Linked DNA regions of Homo sapiens: region 1 is linked to region 2. A link is an interaction called in ENCODE POLR2A ChIA-PET data of the cell type or tissue named here. Cell type or tissue: OCI-LY7. All regions are shown on one strand. Each heading gives the region's core, and the rest is flanking DNA. Links, peaks and the distances in the headings are about the cores only.

The links. ChIA-PET counts read pairs that join two places held together with the same protein. Peaks named below come from ENCODE experiments on the same cell type or tissue, not always from the same donor. Only the 100,000 strongest peaks of a DNase experiment are listed, where the experiment ranks them.
Region 1: POLR2A ChIA-PET joins it to region 2 with 13 read pairs; 2 of 35 experiments call an interaction of 5 or more read pairs at or near these places.

What each region holds. Positions count from the first base shown.
Region 1 is chr2:74,905,623-74,911,589 of GRCh38, reverse strand. It overlaps LINC01291 (long intergenic non-protein coding RNA 1291), which reads right to left and starts at 2,629. Exons shown (of 5, transcript NR_189601.1): 1 at 2,417-2,629. In OCI-LY7, for the core only: no CTCF peak of the experiment used is centred there; no DNase peak of the experiment used is centred there.
Region 2 is chr2:74,789,659-74,795,625 of GRCh38, reverse strand. No RefSeq gene overlaps it. Among named protein-coding and RNA genes, the nearest start is that of HK2-DT, 41 kb to the left of the region's middle. RefSeq lists a silencer at 4,856-5,003. In OCI-LY7, for the core only: no CTCF peak of the experiment used is centred there; no DNase peak of the experiment used is centred there.

The sequences.
Region 1 (5,967 bases), core at 538-5,537, 120 kb before region 2:
TTATTAAAAAGGAAAACATTTAATAAAACAAAACACACGCTTGTCGCTCAGCAGGTCCAGGCACTGCCAAGGATACTGATTCCCATTTACTTCAACGCTCCGATTGGTGCTTCTTGTCTGCTTTCCCTGGAAATGGGCTTGCAGACTGGAAAACAGAGTACAGTGAGAGAAAAAACCACGCTTATCCCAAAATGAAAGAAGGGGAAAGGCACACCCTCTCCAGATAATACTATGAGAAAGGCTTCACCCCAGCCCCTTCACACGTGAGATTCTGCACTCCCTCCAGGGATAGGTTTGTGGGATTCCCTGCGATGCTGACACCTGAGAGCCTGGACCACATCCCACAGTCCCAGGATTTTCAGGTATTCATGCCAGCAGCAGATGGAGCTTATAAATAACAATACAAATGTTCAAGTTGAGTGGGAGCTTAAATATCCTCATTTCTTTATTATTTTATTTATTTATTTATTTATTTTTTTGAGATGGAGTCTCACTCAGTCACCCAGGCTGGAGTGCAGTGGCACGATCTCAGCCCACCACAACCTCCATCTCCTGGGTTTAACCAATTCTCCTGCCTCAGCCTCCCGAGTAGCTGGGACTACAGACGCATGCCACCATGCCCAGCAATTTTTTGTATTTTTATTAGAGACAGGGTTTCACCATATTGGCCAGGCTGGTCTAGAACTCCTGGCCTCAGGTGACCCACCCACCTCAGCCTCCCAAAGTGCTGGGATTACAGGTGTGAGCCACTGCACCCAGCCAAATATCCTCATTTCATAGAACAGGATGGCAGGCCCAGAAGGTCAGGTGAACAACCCAGATGATGGGCAATGGCAAATGTTCCCTCTTGTCCACACCAGTGCTCTTACCCACCCAGGGCAGTGGGAGGCCTATGAGATCTCTGACATTGTTTTCAAACATGTTTGGAATCACAGGCAAGTAAAGACTACTGCTGTCCAAGAAGAAAATAAAGATCACCTGTAATTTTCCCATCCCAGAAATAACTTCTGTGAATGCTGTGGAATATATCTGCCTCTGTGCTTGCCTCTCCCCCTCCCTTCTAATTCTATGCTCAACACTAGAGAAAACAGTTTTCAAGCACATATATAAGGGTTATGACATTGTCCGTATACCAGGCCTCAAAGGATTACTTGATAAATTCCAAAGAATCAATGTCATACAGATCATGTTCTCAGACCAGAATGCCAAAAAATTAGAAATGAATAACAGAGGGATAGTTTATACAAACATATTACTGGAAACTAAATAATATATTTTAAAAGGTAAAAAAAAAAAAAAAGTATAGCAAATTGCTAGTTGCTTAGAGTATCAATGAAATGGCAATGTATCAAAATGTGTAGGACTTACAGCAGTAGATAGAAATTATAACTTCAAACACAAGTAAAACTGTAAATTCAAGAAGTTGGAATAAGATCAACAGAGCCAAGAAACAAGAAGGAAAAATAAGTAAAGAAAGGCAAAAATCAATAAAATGGAGAAGGAAAAAACAGAAAGAAATGACCAAATCAAAAGCTAATTATTTGAAAAGATTAGTGAAATAAAATTCTGGCAAGACTGATCGAGAAAAAGAGTGAGAAAGGCCAGGAACGGTGGCTCACGCCTGTAATCCCAGCACTTTGGGAGGCTGAGGCGGGCGGATCACAAGGTCGGGAGTTCAAGACCAGCCTGGCCAATATGGTGAAACCCCATTTCTACTAAAAATACAAAAATTAGCTGGGCGTGGTTGTGCGCACCTGTAATCCCAGCTACTCAGGAGGCTGAGCCAGGAGAATCGCTTGAACCTGGGAGGCGGAGGTTGCAGTGAGCCGAGATCACACTATTGCACTCCAGCCTGGAGCAATAGAGTGAGACTCCGTCTCAAAAAAAAAAAAAAGAAAAAAGAAAAAAAGAAAAAGAGTGAGAAAATGAAATTGCAATAGATAAAACCTACAATGAAAAAGGGGGAAAAACAATTACAGGCACAACAAAGATGAAAGAATAATGTAATTGCAGTAACCCTTCTGAAGTAACGTTGTCAAAATATCAAACCTAAACCTGATCATGGATTTGAGATGGGATAGTTCCTTTGACCCCCTTCATGGGCAGGAACTGGAGTGGCTCGTTTCACTCAGCCCGTCACTGGCCACTCCTCGCATGGGGGAGCGTAAGAGCAAGCGGGTGCAGGAACCCAAGCAAACGAACCCCAGAACCCGCCGGTCGCTCCTCTCTGGAGGGAGCAGGCTCTATGCATGCTACACAGCAGTGTCCATGCATGTTTCAACCAGCGCTCTTTCAGCTCTGCCGTCCAGGTACGGCCAAGTGCCAACCAGCTCAGTGGAGAGTCAGGGTGGTAGCCCCTGCCCTCTTGGCACCTGAGTTCTCGTTTGGCGTCCAGGAAGAATCAGCTCACACGAACCGTTTGAAAGGTGATGAATGCGGAAGACTTCATTGAGCGGTGGGTGGCTCTCAGCGGAAAGGGAGGCTGGAAAGCAGATGGGAACGTGAGCTTTCTCTGAAGCCCGGCAGTCTCCGGCCAGGTCCCTCTCTGAAGCCGCACCGTCTGAAGTTAGCCGCATCTATCCATTGTCTCTGACACTCAGCTGCGTGTATCCTCGCCGCTCAGCCGCTTCTATTGCGCTGCCAGCTGAAGTCTTTTATGGGCACAGGATAGGGGCGGGGCAGGCCAAAAAGGCAACATTTGCTTGGAAAACCAGGATCACCTGTTTTCACTTAGGGCGGTGGTTCCTGGCTTAGGGGTGGGGTTTAGCTGGGAGCCCAGCCCTTCTGTATCAGATTGAGATTTAACTACCAATTTACAGGAATACAGAGGACAAGGGAACGTGTCAAACTAGAGATGCAATCATAGGAAACTCTGGGAGGAAAACAGAAAGCTGAAAAGAAACAGAGGTTATGAGAAATTAAAAGGCAGGTCTGCCAAGTGCAATGTGTAAACTTTGGATTCTGATTCAAATGACAAAGTTATCTCCCCCGCCAAAAAAAAAAAAAAAGACATTTGTGAGAAAATTGGAAGTTTAAACACTAATGGGGAGTTTCTTGATGTTGATAAATTATTATCTGGGGAGGAGGTAATGACACTGTGAACAGGTTGAAAAAGAGTCTTTGTCTTTTGAAGATTTTTACCGGAGCATTTGCAGGTGTCATTATACAATGTCAGAGATTTACTTCAAAGAATTGTGAGGGGATGTGGGCGGGGCTCTAGATGAAACAACATTGGCCATGAATTGATAACTGCTGAAGCACCAGAGGTTTATCAATCCACTTTTGAATGTATTCGAAATTTTCTAAAAAAAAAAAAAGTTTTTAGAGTATTATGAACAACTGTATCCAAATAATGTGAAACTTTAGATATTATAGACAACTTTGTGGGGAAATACTAAATGCCAAGATATAGTATACTTGAATAGACTAACAAGCATTAAAGAAATTGAAACGCTAATCATAGCTCCTCTCCCTAAAGCCCAGATAGCTTTACAAATATGCTCTACCTGTCTTCAAGAGACAGATTTTTTTATCTCACAAATTGTTGCAGCAAGTGAAAAAGAGAAAATTGTCCAGCCTTTTTTATGAAGCTAATGTAATCTTGATTCAAAACTAGATTGGGCCAATACAAAAAAAAAAAAAAATTACATGCTCATTGTATTTCTGAATAAGTGATATGGTTTGGCTGTGTCCCCACCCAAATCTCAAATTGAATTGTATCTCCCAGAATTCCCACGTGTTGTGGGAGGGACCCAGGGAGAGGCAATTAAATCATGGGGGTTGGTCTTTCCTGTGCTATTCTCATGATAGTGAATAAGTCTCACGAGATCTGATGGGCTTATCAGAGGTTTCTGCTTTTGCTTCTTCCTCTTTTTTTTTTTTTTTTTTTTTAGACAGAGTCTTGCTTTGTCACCCAGGCTGGAGTGCAGTCGCTCAATCTTGGCTCACTGCAACCTCCGCCTCCCAGGTTCAAGCAATTCTCCTGCCTCAGCCTCCTGAGTAACTAGGATTACAAGCACCCGCCATCACATCTGGCTAATTTTTGTATTTTTAGTAGAGACAATTTCACCATGTTGGCCAGGCTGGTCTTGAACTCCTGACCTCATGATCTACTCGTCTTGGCCTCCCAAAGTGTTGGGATTACAGGCGTGAGCCACCATGCCCAGCCACTTTTTCCTCATTTTTTCTTGCCATGTAAGAAGTGCCTTTTGCCTCCTGCCATGATTCTGAGGCCTCCCCAGCCATGTGAAACTGTAAGTCTAACTAAACCTCTTTTTCTTCCCAGTGGGTAAGAAATACCAGGAGTGGGGTATTGCTGAAAAGATACCTGAAAATGTGGAAGTGACTTTGGAACCGGGTAACAGGCAGAGATTGGAACAGTTTGAAGGGCTCAGAAGAAGACAAGGAAAAGTGGAAAAGTTTGGAACTTCCTAGAGACGTGTTGAATGGCTTTGCCCAAAATGCTGATAGCAATATGGACAGTAAGGTGCAAGCTGAGGTGGTCTCAGATGGAGATGAGGAACTTGTTGGGAACTGGAGTAAAGGTGACTCTTGTTATGTTTTAGCAAAGAGAATGGTGGCATTTTGCCCCTGCCCTAGAGATTTGTGAAACTTTGAACTTGAGAAAGATGTTTTAGGGTACCTGGCAGGAGAAATTTCTAAGCAGAATTCTAGATGTGACTTGGGTACTGTTAAAGGCATTCAGTTTTGTAAGGGAAACAGCATAAGAGTTTGGAAAATTTGCAACCGGACTATGCGATAGAAAAGAAAAACCCATTTTTTCTGGGGAGAAATTCAAACCAGCTGTAGAAATTTGCATAAGTAGCAGGGAACCTAATGTTAATCCCCAAGAACATGGAGAGAAATGTCTCCAGGCCATGTCAGAGAACTTGACGGCAGCCCCTCCCACAGGCCCGGAGGTCCTGGAGGAAAAAGTGGTTTCATAAAATGGGCCAAGAGTCCCCATACTGTGTGCAGCCTAGGGACTTGGTGCCCTGTGTCCCAGCTGCTCCAGCTGTGGCTGAAAGTGGCCAACATACAGCTTGGGCTGCGGCTTCAGAAGGTGCAAGCCCCAAGCCTTGGCAGCTTCCGTGTGGTATTGAGCCTGCGGGTGCTCAGAAGTCAAGAATTGAGGTTTAGGAACCTCTGCCTAGATTTCAGATGATGTATGGAAATGCCTGGATACCCAGGCAAAAGTTTGCTGCAGAGGCAGTGCCCTCATGGAGAACCTCTGCTAGGGCAGTGTGGAAGGGAAATGTGGGGTCAGAGCCCCCACACAGAGTCCCTACTGGGGCACTACCTAGTGGAGCTGTGAGAAGAGGGCCACTATCCTCCAGACCCCAGAATAGTAGGTGCACCAACAGCTTGCACCATGCACGTGGAAAAGCCACAGACACTCAATGCCAGCCCATGAAAGCAGCCAGGAGGGAGGCTGTGCCCTGAAAAGCCACAGGGGTGGAGCTGCTCAAGGCCATGGGAGCCCATCTCTTGCATCACCATAACCTGGATGTGAGACTTGGAGTCAAAGGAGATCATTTTGGAGCTTTAAAATTTGACTGCCCCACTGGATTTTGGACTTGCATGGGCCCTGTAACCCCTTTGTTTTGGACGATTTCTCCCATTTGGAAAGGCTGCATTTACCCAATACCTGTACCCCCATTGTATCTAGGAAGTAACTAGCTTGCTTTTGATTTTACAGGCTCATAGGCGGAAGGTACTTGCCTTGTCTCAGATGAGACTTTGGACTGTGGACTTTTGAGTTAAGACTTTGGGGGACTGTTGGGAAGGCATGATTGGTTTTGAAAAGTGAGGACATGGGATTTGGAGGGGCCAGGGACAAAGTGATATGGTTTGGCTGCATTCCCACCCAAATCTCAACTTGAACGGTATCTCCCAGAATTCCCACATGTGGGAGGGACTCGGGGGAGGTAATTGAATCATGGGGCCAGTCTTTCCCTTGCTATTCTT
Region 2 (5,967 bases), core at 610-5,609:
ACCACCCTGTCTGGGAGGTGTACCCAACAGCTCATTGAGAACGGGCCATGATGACAATGGCGGTTTTGTGGAATAGAAAGGGGGGAAAGGTGGGGAAAAGATTGAGAAATCGGATGGTTGCCGTGTCTGTGTAGAAAGAGGTAGACATGGGAGACTTTTCATTTTGCTCTGTACTAAGAAAAATTCTTATCCTGTTGATCTGTGACCTTACCCCCAACCCTGTGCTCTCTGAAACATGTGCTGTGTCCACTCAGGGTTAAATGGATTAAGGGCGGTGCAAGATGTGCTTTGTTAAACAGATGCTTGAAGGCAGCATGCTCGTTAAGAGTCATCACCACTCCCTAATCTCAAGTACCCAGGGACACAAACACTGCGGAAGGCCGCAGGGTCCTCTGCCTAGGAAAACCAGAGACCTTTGTTCACTTGTTTATCTGCTGACCTTCCCTCCACTATTGTCCTATGACCCTGCCAAATCCCCCTCTGTGAGAAACACCCAAGAATGAACAATAAAAAAAATAAATAAATAAATAAATAAATAAATAAATAAATAAACAAAAGAAACAAAAAATAAATAAATAAATAAATAAAAACACATTTATTGAATAATTACTAGGCTAGACATATCAGAGGATAAAAATGTCACTGGCTCAATTGTTTTAATGTTAAACTAATAAAAAAGATAGAAGGGCAAAAAAAAAAAAAAAAAAGAACTAGCCAAGGTGTAAGTGCCCAGTAGTGTGTTTCAGTGTGGCTCCTGGCTACTGTGTTGGTCAACACAGCTTTAGCTCATGCAGCTAAGCTATAAGGTCAGATGAAATCAAGAAATAAGATGTCTTCATTCTGTTATGAAAACCTGTTATGTTGGCTGGAACCACTCAGCCTTTTTTGGGTCATTTGTAATGTTTATATATTGTCTGTACCTTCTGATCACTTAATTGAAGTGACAAACAAAATAAATAAAACAACATTTAAAGCAAAAAAAAAAAAAAAGAAGACATTTATGCAGCCAAAAAACACATGAAAAAATGCTCACCATCACTGGCCATCAGAGAAATGCAAATCAAAACCACAATGAGATACCATCTCACACCAGTTAGAATGGCAATCATTAAAAAGTCAGGAAACAACAGGTGCTGGAGAGGATGTGGAGAAATAGGAACACTTTTACACTGTTGGTGGGACTGTAAACTAGTTCAACCATTGTGGAAGTCAGTGTGGCGATTCCTCAGGGATCTAGAACTAGAAATACCATTTGACCCAGCCATCCCATTACTCGGTATATACCCAAAGGACTATAAATCATGCTGCTATAAAGACACATGCACACGTATGTTTATTGCGGCATTATTCACAATAGCAAAGACTTGGAACCAACCCAAATGTCCAACAATGATAGACTGGATTAAGAAAATGTGGCACATATACACCATGGAATACTATGCAGCCATAAAAAATGATGAGTTCATGTCCTTTGTAGGGACATGGATGAAATTGGAAATCATCATTCTCAGTAAACTATCGCAAGAACAAAAAACCAAACACCTCATATTCTCACTCATAGGTGGGAATTGAACAATGAGATCACATGGACACAGGAGGGGGAACATCACACTCTGGGGACTGTTGTGGAGTAGGGGGAAGGGGAAGGGATAGCATTGGGAGATATACCTAATGCTAGATGACGAGTTAGTGGGTGCAGCACACCAGCATGGTGCATGTATACGTATGTAACTAACCTGCACAATGTGCACATGTACCCTAAAACTTAAAGTATAATAATAAAAAATAAATAAATAAATAAAAATAAAAATAAATAAATAAATAAATAAATAAATAAAAAGAACAACAAACCTTAATGGTTGTTGAAGCTGGGTCCCAGACTCAAAGACGGTGCATTGCTGGATTCTCTTCACTATTTGAGTGTTGTTTGTTTGTTTGTTTGTTTGTTTTGTTTTGTTTTGTTTTTAATTTCCATAGTAAAAAGTTCAAAATGAAAAAAGCCAGAATGAGGGCTGGGTGTGGTGGCTCACGCCTGTAATCCCAGCACTTTGGGAGGCTGAGGCGGACAGATCACTTGAGGTCAGGAGTTCAAGACCAGCCTGGCCAACATGGTGAAACCCCGTCTCTACTAAAAATACAAAAATTAGCCAGGCATGGTGGTGCATATCTGTAGTCCAAGCTACTCAGGAGGCTGAATCATGAGAATCACTTAAACTGGGAGGCAGCGGTTGCAGACTCCGTCAAAAAAAAAAAAAAAAAGTCAGAATAGAATAACTCCTGCAGACAAGCAAAAGCTCTTTGGAATTGCCCACCCACCCTCCTGTTAGACAGTAAAAGGGTAATTCTTTAAATGCCCACATCCACACAGAGTTCACGTCCTGTTGTCCAGTTCAGTGATTTTTTTTTTTTTTTGGTGGTGGTGGTAAAATAAATGTAACATAAATATGCATTTTTATATTTTACCTCAATTTATCATTTTTCTTGTACTAAAATACACATAACAAAAATTACAAAATGAGTAATTTAAAATTTTACTCATTTTAAGAGTAAAATTTAGTGGCATACATTACATTTGCAGTGTTGTGCCACCATATTAGTAGCTCTTAAATGTTAGTGAGCAAAAGAGAATTTCTAAATAGGGTGGGACATGGTTATCCTAAACATTAGATTTTTTTTTTTTTTTTTTTTTTTTGAGATGGAGTCTCGCTCTGTTGCCCAGGCTGGAGTACAGTGGCACGATCTTGGCTCACTGCAAGCTCCTCCTCCTGGGTTCACGCCATTCTCCTGTCTCAGCCTCCCGAGTAGCTGGGACTACAGGTGCCCACCACCATGCCTGGCTAATTTTTGGTATTTTTAGTAGAGACGGGGTTTCACCGTGTTAGCCAGGATGGTCTCAATCTCCTGACCTCGTGATCCGCCTGCCTCGGCCTCCCAAAGTGCAGGGATTACAGGCGTGAGCCACCGCTCCCGGCCAACCATTAGACTTTGTGGGAAAATTGAGGGCCTCTGAAGGCAATTTTGACAATAGAAAAATAGTACTTTAAGTGCTGACACCACCATCACCACCCCCATGAGACTCTAGTCCTCTCCCAAGCATCTGGCTCTGAGCCAGGCCTTGAGCTCGGCCTCCATCCCTCTTGCTTAGGGGAGTGTACTGCTGAAGTGGAAACCTCATTATTCACTTTGCCTACTAGGCCCTGCCTTCCTGGGGCTTCTACCTCTGCCCCCTCACTCTCAGAAAGTCGGGGTGTCAGCCCACATTGCTATTGCAATGCCAGCCTAGCCATCCATGGAGAGGAAGTCCTGGTTTATACAGCACCTGCTTTTGACCTCACTTGGCATCTGTCTGACTCTGGAGCCAGGCAGGGTTTCAGCAAAGCACAGGTCACGGCCCCAAACCTGTCGGTCCATCAAAACCAGTGGAGGGATCTTCAGTGATCTCCAGGTAACTGCCAGGCGTCTGAGCCCAAGCTAAGCCATCATATCCCCTGTGACCTGCACGTATACATCCAGATGGCCTGAAGCAACTGAAGATCCACAAAAGACGTGAAACTAGCCTTAACTGATGACATTCCACCATTGTGATTTGCTTCTGCCCCACTCTAACTGATCAGCGTAGTTTGTAATTTTCCCCACCCTTAAGAAGATTCTTTTTCTTTTTTTTTTTTTTTTTTTTTGAGATAGAGTCTCGCTCTGTCGCCCAGGCTGGAGTGCAGTGGCACGATCTCGGCTCACTGCAAGCTGCGCCTTCCGGGTTCACGCCATTCTCCTGCCTCAGCCTCCCGAGTAGCTGGGACTACAGGCGCCCGCCACCACGTCCGGCTAATTTTTTATATTTTTAGTAGAGACGGGGTTTCACCGTGTTAGCCAGGATGGTCTCCATCTCCTGACCTCGTGATCCACCCGCCTCGGCCTCCCAAAGTGCTGGGATTACAGGCGTGAGCCACTGTGCCCGGCCTTTTTCTTGACACAGAGTCTCGCTCTGTCACCCAGGCTGGAGTGCAGTGGCGCGATCTCAGCTCACTGCAACCTCCGCCTCCCGGGTTCAAGCAATTCTCCTGCCTCAGCCTCCCGAGTAGCTGGGACCCATGCCAGGCTAATTTTGTATTTTTAGTAGAGATGGGGTTTCACCATGTTGGCCAGGCTGGTCTCAATCTCCTGACCTCGTGATCTGCCCACCTCGGCCTCCCAAAGTGCTGGGATTACAGGCGTGAGCCACCGCACCCAGCCGCCTCCCACTTTCTTAACTCATTTCCGTTTGCCCCGAGAATGCTCTTGTCTCTAATCCTAGTGTAACATCATATACATTTCTGTTACACTAGGATTAGAGACAAGTTCTGCTTAGAAATAACTCCAAGAACAGTTTTTATATTTTATTTTCACACTGAAAATCGGTCAGCTTTGCTTCAGCATCAAAAAGCATATTTACATCAAATTAAATGAGCGCTGGCAGCGAGCGGCACTTTTTTTTCTAAACGGGAAATGGGTTAATCAGTTATGGAGGACCACCTGAAACAGGGGTGCACAAACCATGGCATATGGGCCAAATCCAGCCTGCTGCCTGTTTTTGTATGGCTACAGTCTACAGCTAAGAATGGTTTTTACAATTTTAAATGGTCGGAAATAACTGTAAAGAAGAATTAATATTTTGTGACACATGGAAATTAGAATTGTTTTAGTGTTCCTTCATAAAGTTTTATTGGAACCCAGCCACACTCATTTGTTTACAGACTCTCTATGGCTGCATTTATGCTATAATGACAGTGCTGAGTAGCTGTAACAGAGACCTAGCGACCTGCAAAGCCTAAAATATTTACTATCTCGCCCTTTACAGAAGAAGCTCATCGGCTGGACGTGGTGGCTCACGCCTGTAATCCCAGCACTTTGGGATGCCAAGGCGGGTGGATTTCCTGAGGTCAGGAGTTCATGACCAGCCTGGCCAACATGATGAAACCCTGTCTCTACTAAAAATACAAAAAGTAGCCAGGCATGGTGGTGGACACCTGTAATCTCAGCTACTCGGGCAGGAGAATCGCTTGAATCTGGGAGGCAGAGGTTGCAGTGAGCCAAAATCACGCCATTGCACTCCAGCCTGAGCTACAGCGCGAGACTCCATCTCCAAAAAAAAAAAAAAGAAGAAGAAGAAAAAGCTCATCAACTCCTAGCTTGAAGAATATACAAACCATCCAATCATATAGCTGTAATGTTTAGAAATTGTCTCCTGGCCGCTTTCTGGCAGGATAGGGTCTGGATGAGGCCAGGAAAGCCTAGAGCACATGCCAGGTCTTCCTTGTTTTAATTCCTCAGAGCACAGATTTCACTGAATGGTTCCAAGACACCTTATCAAAGGGATATTTTTGAGGACCCCTAGGAGATATTTCCCTTAGTTCACAGGATCAGGAAAATCTTTGCCACTCCCCTTGTGATGATCTTTGTCACAAAATATTTGCTTTGGCTCTGAGGATGCTCTGAGCCCAATCCATAGCCCCATCTTCAATGAAACAGGCTCTTAGATGGATTTCTTGAACACTGCCACTAAGTTTGAATTATTTTATTGCCCTACACATTTTTCTCTGCCTCCATCACTTCCTTTTACAATTTCACTCAATTTCTAATGTTTCTCTAAGCTGCTTCAAAAATCCTATTTTGAAATGAGGCAAAATATGAATTAGTAAATATAAAAACAAACCAAAGCAATCATCAATTATATTACATCACTATAATAATGTGCTCAATGGTTCTAGCATCAACTTGGCTATGTTGAGAACTCTGTCTCACAGAACCCCTCACCTGTATGGTCCTGGGTCAGAGGTACAGCTGAGTGAGAGGTGGGGGACAGAAGCCACAGCCATCAAGCTCTGCATTTGTCATATGTCAGAGGAGGTGAGAGACACCACAGAGGTGCAGGCAGGCACCCCACTCTGTGACTAGCTCTCCTTCTAGCTCTTTCCTGATTGTCAACCTTGC